Linked DNA regions of Mus musculus: region 1 is linked to region 2. The links are chromatin contacts, found by Hi-C or POLR2A ChIA-PET in ENCODE. All regions are on one chromosome and are shown on one strand. Each heading gives the region's core, a stretch centred on a gene start or an enhancer-like site at or near the end of the contact. The rest is flanking DNA. Distances are from core to core; before and after follow the strand shown. Region 1 holds the start of Med9os (mediator complex subunit 9, opposite strand). Region 2 has its middle 22 kb from the start of 1810063I02Rik.

Evidence for each region. A loop is a pair of places that touch in the nucleus more often than their neighbours do. ChIA-PET counts read pairs that join two places held with the same protein, here RNA polymerase II (POLR2A).
Region 1: a map of gastrocnemius shows a loop between it and region 2 (2.3-fold over the local background). The contact joins the promoter of Med9os here to the enhancer-like site in region 2. A Hi-C loop is called at or near these places in 7 of 37 maps with a recorded cell type or tissue (T-helper 17 cell, gastrocnemius, heart and 2 more). POLR2A ChIA-PET finds 5 or more read pairs at or near these places in 4 of 5 experiments (Patski and embryonic stem cell).

Annotation. Positions count from the first base shown.
Region 1 is chr11:59,945,747-59,949,877 of GRCm38, reverse strand. It overlaps Med9os (mediator complex subunit 9, opposite strand), which reads left to right and starts at 1,731. Exons shown (of 2, transcript NR_045273.1): 1 at 1,731-2,054; 2 at 2,782-2,986. Med9 (mediator complex subunit 9) reads right to left here and starts at 1,664. Exons shown (of 2, transcript NM_138675.3): 1 at 1,400-1,664. The coding sequence starts at 1,611.
Region 2 is chr11:59,897,534-59,901,709 of GRCm38, reverse strand. No RefSeq gene overlaps it. Among named protein-coding and RNA genes, the nearest start is that of 1810063I02Rik, 22 kb to the left of the region's middle. Within about 2 kb of position 1,379, at least 3 of the 3 ENCODE cell types and tissues checked have a DNase peak (open chromatin) inside an H3K27ac peak, as active enhancers do; they include gastrocnemius, heart and left cerebral cortex, where a contact is called at or near this core.

The sequences.
Region 1 (4,131 bases), core at 482-2,981, 48 kb before region 2:
AGCAGAATGCGCCACTCACAAGAGTGTGAAAAAAAAAAAAGTATACTGCCTGATGGATAAAAAGTATTACCTATACAATTACAGGTAGTTCTTAATGCTTGATAATGATAATAAATAATGATGTCACTAGTTTATGGATGTATTATACTGTAGCGCTTCGCCTTGTTGCCTAGAGACAGGGTCTCATATTAAATAGGAAGTTAACAGTGTCAGCCAGGCAGCCTGGCCAGAGCTCTTGAGATCTGTCTGTAGCGCTGGGACGCTGGGGCTCCAGGCACGAGCAGCCATGACTGGCTTTTTATGTGGACGCTGAGGATTGGAACTCAGATCCTTGTGCCGTTTGTACCGCGAGTGCTCTTACCCACCAACCTGTCCAACTCCCAGTGTTGCTAAGAATCCTGACTGCACAAAGAGGCACCAGGCAGTAACTGTTCCGCGTCACCTAAGTTTATCAAAGCACACTTGAGAATGCTTGCACCAAAAAGTGTACCTCTTGGAAATGACCCAAGCGTATATGGAGTGAGCAAAAACATAGGCCATCATGGAGACTGGAGACTTTGGGCCTAAAAGACCATACATCCTTGTATATTCTATTAGAATTATTAGAATAAAGTTAATAGTGGGACACAATCATTCAGAGCAACTTCTGTGTCTTCGTTTCAAATGTTTCCTAGCATCACTTCTCCCCTCTCCACTTGTTTGTTTGGAGACAGGGTTTCTCTGGATAGCCCTGGCTGTCCTGGAACTCACTCTGTAAACCAGGCTGGCCTCGAACTCAGAAATCCGCCTGCCTCTGCCTCCCAAGTGCTGGGATTAAAGGTGTGCGCCATCTCTCCACTTTTAAGAATGTTTGTTTGTTTTTCTTTGCTTGTAACCGTTAAGCCCTGTAAGGGTAAATGGCTGCTCCTTTCTTTACGGTGTACAACCCTAGTACCTAACAGAGCCCACACAGGTAAGATGCCTCGCATTGAAATGGGTACTAAACTGTGTACACGGTGAGAATCTCGAGTCTGAACGTCTGAGGTCCACCAAAATTCGAACACTTTTCGGGGCTCATATAATGCCACAAGTGAGAAATTCCGCTCTGGGCTTCATGCGAACAGTCAAAACGCAGGCGAATTAAAACAACTGTATAAAATTGCCTTCGGGCTATGTGTAAGGACTTAAGACCCATCCCCAAGTCACTGCAGGATCTGGGATGGGACACTGCAGAACCTATCTATGCATTTGATCAGTACGTGGGCTTCACCCGGGAGTAAAGTGTAACTCTTAAGGCGCCTGACAACGTGGGCCCTCTGGGAAAATGGGGCGTGGTCCAGAGCCCACGGGCTTTGGCAGCTCGGAACCAGGGACACTAGAGTCGCAAAAAGTGGTGTCTTAACCTTTCCTAGACCCTTACCATTTGATGACATTGTGAACCAACGGCAAAAAGGAGTAATTCTCCTCCTTCGCGCCAGCGGGGGACTGAGGCCGCGGAGCCGCCGGCGGCGGGAGCGCAGCGACCGGCAGAGGCTGAGGCGGTGGTGGCGGCTTGGACTCCGGCAGCAGCTCGGGCGGTGGCTGTAGCGTATCTTCGGCCTGTCTCCCACCCGCCACCCCAGAGGAAGCCATAGCACCAGGAGTCCAGCAGCTGCCGAGGGGCGCTGGGTGCTTGCGTCACAACTGCGCGCCCGGGGAGGCCGGGCGGGAAAAAACTCTGAGTCTGCGCCCTGGGCGTAGGCGGGCGGGCGTTGCTAGGCGACGGGTGTCGGGAAAGCTAAATTGAGTAGTCAGGATTAGGGAATCTACTCCAGTCATCTTTCTAGTTCACATGACAGAGAGAGGTCAAAACACCAACGAGGACCCCCGGGACTGGCAGGAAGAACGGATGACGCTGGTGAGCACCGTGTGAAACTGAGGCTCTGCGGCAGCGAGCATCCAGATGACAAGGACTTACACGTCTTTGTGTCATGCTAGCCTCCAGGAGGGCCCCAGACTGGCGACAGCAAAACAGGCCATACAAACTAGTTCCACACGGCTGCCAAGGGGAAAACTAATCGTTCTTCAAGCATTTGGTATGCATCTAGCAGGTGCCAGACTACATACGTATATAAGACTAAGATCTTGGACCAAATAGGAGAACTTTACGATAGGCTTGTATTTATTCATTTCAAGCAAATGGGCTCCATTAAAAATTTTCTGGACAAGGGTAGCAGTAATTCTGATTCTGACTAACAAAAATCAGGGATTAGGGAAGCTGTCAACTGGGAGAGGACATCTGTCTTTGATGACAGGAACCATGTCAGTAAAGAGAGGCCAGGAGCCCACATCTCAGAAACAAAAAGAAGCAGGAACGTGGAACTTCACAATGGTGTTTTCAGGTTTTTTAGCTACAGGTCTCAGAATTGTTTTCTTCAGAGCTGCAGATAGTTCTCTAAACAGAGGCACTGTCAGGAAAAGAATAATCTCAGTGTTGCTCAAAAGAAGACAGAAACAAAGTGAAACAAGGTGATTTATTTATTTCTTGAAAATGAGTGCACCAGAACTCAAGATAAGATAGCAGAAACACTCAACAAAATGGCCACTTTCTTCCATCTCAGGCTTAGGTGCATTTCATCCCATTAGTGGGAACACAACTTCTCAATATGACTCAATGGGCTAATCACCCAAAGGGAAAGGTGGGTGGGGGGAGTGGAGTTAGGGAATACAGGCCCCTGTGGAACTAAGTGTCTGATTAGAAGAACATTTCTCACTGCAGGAAACTGTAGGATTTCCTTCTAACCCAGGACCTCTCCACCTTAGGGGAAGGGCCATGATTCCTGAGGAAGAAGGGAGAAGAGAATGGTCTAAGATGGAACCAGGTGTGCCAGAAAAGACTTGAAGACACCTCTGGAGACATCTGGGAGAATGCATGGTAAAACGGCAGTGTTAGCAAACAGTAGCTATCACTACTACTGTGGAATGAAAGTGACGAGAAACCATTAAAACCCTCATTTAATCCACCGAGAAACTCTGGAAGGTATATCTTAGTTTTCCATTTTATAGAAAAAGAAACAAAAGTTTACAGGGCTATAATAGCAGCCCCAGGATCACAAAGCCACAGAGCTTCCTTGACACCAAGTCTATGTCTAAAATCTACAGGTATGTGATGCCAGGCTCCTCCCTGATCTGTAACTTTTGATTCAAAATGTTAATGTGAGCTTTTATTCAGAATTCAAAAAGCATCTAGTAGCCATTGATACTATCCTCATAGCAACCAAACATCATCTTTCCCCCCTTAATGTGTTTTATAACTTAATTACAAGTCCCAAATCTATCTTTGGCAGAATGAGGGCATCTCTTTAAAAAGCTCTTGAGATATAAATAGATATGGCTAAACAAAACAAATTGATAACGTAGGAAGCATGAATAAGTATGGTGCATTGACAGTTTGCCCTAAAAATAGTTAATATAATTAGTGACAAAGAATAGAGCTGACTTCACATCACGGCAAACAGCTTTCAGAAAACTGCTCCCTGTTCTGGCTTCCTTAAAGCTGATTATTGCAAATACGTGTGTGTGTGTGTGTACAGCCATTCTGATCTAAGTCAGAAAAGGAGGGTGCTACTGAGGTATAGGCAGAGTCAGAGTCTCCATCCAGTTAAGCTGCCACTATAGTGTCTTGGGCAGGTTTCCATGGCTTCACAGGGTACCCTGTCCCATCAGGCCTGTGGATGAGAGGTCAGGCTCGAGGTAGTCTGCCTGCCTTCAAGCCAGGCTTCACCTCCTGGGAATGATATGACTTTAAACCATTGTGTAACTTTACTCTCTGACTACCTCCATAGCAAAAGAGGAACGCTGAGCAGGTGTTTTTGGTTTGGTTTGGTTTGGTTTTTTTGTTTGTTTGTTTTTTACAATTTTCTATAGTGGGAATGTGCCCCCAAAGTTCGTATTTAAGAAACAACTCCAGGGTCAAGAGGGTGGCCCCTTTATGAGTTGAGTAACATGAATGGATTCATGTTCCTTTAGGAATGAATTCCTATGAAGAGAACAGGTTTGCTATAAAAGCAAGGTCTCCCTCCTCTTGCTCTCAAGTTATACAGCATCTGCTGTCATATTACGACAGAAACATAAGCCCCTTGCCAAACATGGCCCCTTGATCATGACCTTCTC
Region 2 (4,176 bases), core at 130-2,629:
AAGAAGGAGGGAAATAAGGAGAGAAGAAGGAAGGAATGAAAGAAGGAAGGAGGGGCTGGCGAGATGGCTCAGTGGTTAAGAGCGCCGACTGCTCTTCCGAAGGTCCGGAGTTCAAATCCCAGCAACCACATGGTGGCTCACAACCATCCGTAATGAAATCTGATGCCCTCTTCTGGAGTATCTGAAGACAGCTACAGTGTACTTACATATAATAAGTAAATAAATAAATCTTAAAAAAAAAAAAAAAAAAAAAAAAAAAGGAAGGAAGGAAGGAAGGAAAAAAGGCCTAGAAAATGAGCTTTCTGGGGTGTTCTGTCTGCTGTCCAAATTCTCACTCCAGGACAAGGACAGGTTCACATAACTTCTCAAAGCTCTTTTTGGTCCTGGCTGATGCAGTCAGGCTAATGTTGACCCAGGAGTTAAAATGTCTACAGAGACATGTCACAGTGTTTCCTGAGCTACCATGAAGGAGGCCCAGGTCACAGCCTCCCCTCCATTGCCAGCAAACCCAGGCCATCTGCTTCTCAGCTTTCTTTCCCAAATGGTCTTGAGAAGTGTCCAGAACAGAGCAACCACTCCACACTCTGCTGTGATTCTTACCATTTCATTATACAGAAGGAAGTCTGAGCAGACCTGCTGTGTGGGGCTGGCTTCCGCTTCCTCAGACACAATTCCTACATGCTGCCTGAGAGTCCCAAGGTCCTCCTTCCAACCAAGTAAACACAAAGCAGGTTGCAGGGAGAAGGGATACAGGGAAGTAGACATGATCCTTCACTGGGTGGCCTCTGTCCATTTTCCTCCAAATCAGTCCCACTGGGAACTCCTCCGGTCTCACATTAATGCTGGGCTACTGCGGCTGGGGTAGGGGATGTGGCAACTCTCCATGGTGAATGTGGAAAGTTCCAGCAAACCCAGGATTTCCAAAACACATGCTTCCTACCTTTCCAACCCTGAGCAAGTCTCCTGACTTCTCAGCCCCTCAAACTCTTCATCCTGAAACTGGGCACTGGGAAATTCAACTCCACATACAAGAAACCAGGCATCCGGTGAATCTTTGGCAGGGCTAGCCTGTGCCATTTTCTAAATTAGATATTAGTGTCCTCCTCAAAGACTGTGCCTGACATGGGCAGACCTGAAACAGCCCATTGGCATCAGCTACCAGAGCTAGCTGCTCCTAGGCACCAGTCCTTCTGCCAGGGACCATTCTGGCAGCTGGCAAAAGCCTCTAGGGACAACCGGGAACATACAGGAGGTACTGGAGAAGGTTCAGTGAGGGACGCAATTCTGCAATCTCCCCGTGGGACGATGACAGTGGGATGTTATTTCCTGCAGGCTTGAGGGGCTCTGTGCAGGCCAGAGCCCTTTAGGGATGGGCACATGTGTCATAAATGGCAGCCTGCCCCCTCCTTCCCTGCCTCTGGGTCCTTTCAGTTCCCTGTCATGTAGCCAGGTGGCTTCACCCAGCTGCCAACTTGCCAGCCTCTTTGTCCTCCTCTGCCCCAGCCTTTTCCCGAAAGCTGCATCCTCAGGATGCAGTGTTAATTGAAGTTCTGATTGCTAAATTGTCCTTGGAGCTGAGCGGAGCGGAGCATGGAGGGCACCGTGGAGGCAGCTCTGGGCTGGGTCCTCAGCTGCCCTGCTGGGCGGGGAGTGGCTATAAGAACAACCCAGCACAGCCACAGTGTGATGCCAGCACAAACATCCTCCAGCCTCAGCCACCCACCCAGCTTTGACTGTTTTCCTACCAATGCCCCTGAGGTCGTGTGTGAACACAAGGAAGTTGATTTTTTTTTTCCCTATCCTATTTTTAAACCTGGCTGGGCTGGCAGCGGTCGCCATTCAGTGCCCTGGCCTTATTTTCTAGCTGCTGCAGACAGACAGTCCACAGAGAATGGCCCAGTGACACCTCTGCTGGCCCTGGAACCCAGCCTGATGGCTCTGGGTGGGTGTTTCCTTCACAGCCTGGGAAAATCACTGGCTCCACCCCCCTGGTACTGAAACTGAGGTTGAGAAGAGATACCACCACCACCACCACCACCACCACCACCACCACCACCACCACACTACCCATTTCCAGAACATTCCCGTCATCCCAAAGAAAGCTCATTTAGATCTCTGGTTCCCATCAGCCTGAATTCTGTTACTGTGGTGATTCTGCACAGCTCCTGCAAGTCACCCCTCAGCCATCCTCCAGGCTGTAACCTTAGTGAGGGCTTTCTCTCCTTTCTCCAGGTCTGTCCAGTTGCACATCCCACAGGGGATGGTGGGACGATCTGTCTGTCTGTCTGTCTGTCTGTCTGTCTCTCTCTCTCTCTCTCTCTCTCTCTCTCATTCACTCACTCTGGTGAGCACTGCTGTTGTAGCTATTGGGAGAAGCTTCTGTCTGGACTCCTGGTTTGTGTTCTGTGTGGATGTCAGGCTAGGGTTGCCAGGCCTCTGTTGAACTGTTTAACGTCTTGAAGCTGAGCTTGCTAAGGGACTTGTTCTCTCTTTACTTGAAGGTGGAGTTTCAGGTGATGGCAAGGGGCTTTTCTGGGCAGCAGTGGCACCCCAGGGGTCAGTGTGGGGGCCAGACCCATGTGGAAAGCCTAGGTCACAGTGGAACCCAGGTTATGCATTTGACTCCGTGCACTTATGTCCCATGGTCCCCTAACTAGGAATATCACACCCCGGCATGTCTTCTGGGTCTCAGGTTGCTGTGTGCTGAAAGACAATCATGATAATCAGGAAGTGCCTGAGCACTTGGAGTTATCTGGTTCTAAGGTGAGTATCCCAGCAGACATGGGTTGACGGGTCCTGGGAGTAGGGACCCTGGCTCTCTGGCATCTCCCACACCTACTGCCTGTGAGCTGAGGCCCACTGGGCCCCCCCAGGCCTTGTTACTGTGCTTATGTTCTGCCTCGCATTGAACAGCTTCCTCAGAAAGCTTGGGGAATCCCATGGGCATATGTTTGCTCAGCACCACACACTCTACCTGGGTCTGAGCTCAGCTGGCCGGTTTGACTACACACAGACTGTTTTGTCTTGCACGTACCTTGTGGTCCACTGTGACACCTCAGCTTTTCTGGTCTGTTTTCTTGCCTTTATTTGAACACCTGGACTTATACCTTCTTGTGTGCTCTTTGGAAAATACACCACTGGAGTGCATACACTGGCTGCTGCTTCCTGTGGCAGAGGTGACCGTGCACGGGCCTGGCAGCCTCTCCAGGGCCCCACAGAAGGATAAATGGCATTCCATGGAAGAGCCTGGCAGTGAATCCTTCCAACACTAGAGTCTGGGCAGAGATGGAAATACCCATCCACACGACATATCCACATGATAAGCAGAGCTCTTCTGTGCCCAAAGGCCACCTCACACTGACAGGACAGTTTCGAGGGCATCATGAGGTATTTGGCTGAAGTCCAGCATGATTATGGGTGGGTGTGGGGTTCCCCTTTTAACTGCACTCACCGCCTCTCTACAATGAGAGCACAGATAGCTGAGCCTGGCCCCGGAAGGCTTCCAGGTAGAGACCTATCGAGTGTTCGAGCAGTTCAGAGAAGCAGAACATTAGATACCAGCCTGCATCCGCACAACTAATGACGGTCGTTATCACCCTGAAGGGAGAGTAATCACTATGACCTACTTGGGGGACTGTTGTAATTGATGGCCTTGGAGAACTGCAGAAGCAGGCAGCTGGGGGCTAGGCCATGGCTCTGGGCCCTGGGTGTGCCTGAGACCCTTGTCCTTTGGCCTGTGTTTCGAATGAAGGCCTTGAGAGAGTTTCCAATGGGGAGACCAGGGTCTCAGCCCAGATGATGTGCTGCTCCTGGGTCAATGTGAGACCTGTCTAACTGCCTAAAGGAAACCGAGAATATCTGCATGCTGTAGGATTCTGGACATCAAGGCGATAGGACAACACACTCTCATAGGAAGGGGCCTGAAGCAGATTTTCCCTTCATGCTCTCACCCGGCCTTGGGGGAGGGCTGCTCTGAGAATCCAGGTTTCTGAACAAGTCAGAGAAGTTCCCTGCCCCATCCTCCCAGCAGTCTCTGGGAACCTTATCCTTGTACCGTTCTCAACAAAGGTCACCAATACAGCAGAGGCCTGTGGGTGTCAGCCCATCCGCGTACCTCAGTATCCCCCACACAGCAATGTTGGCTCCTCTGCTGTGGTGTTCTAGTGTTTGGACTCC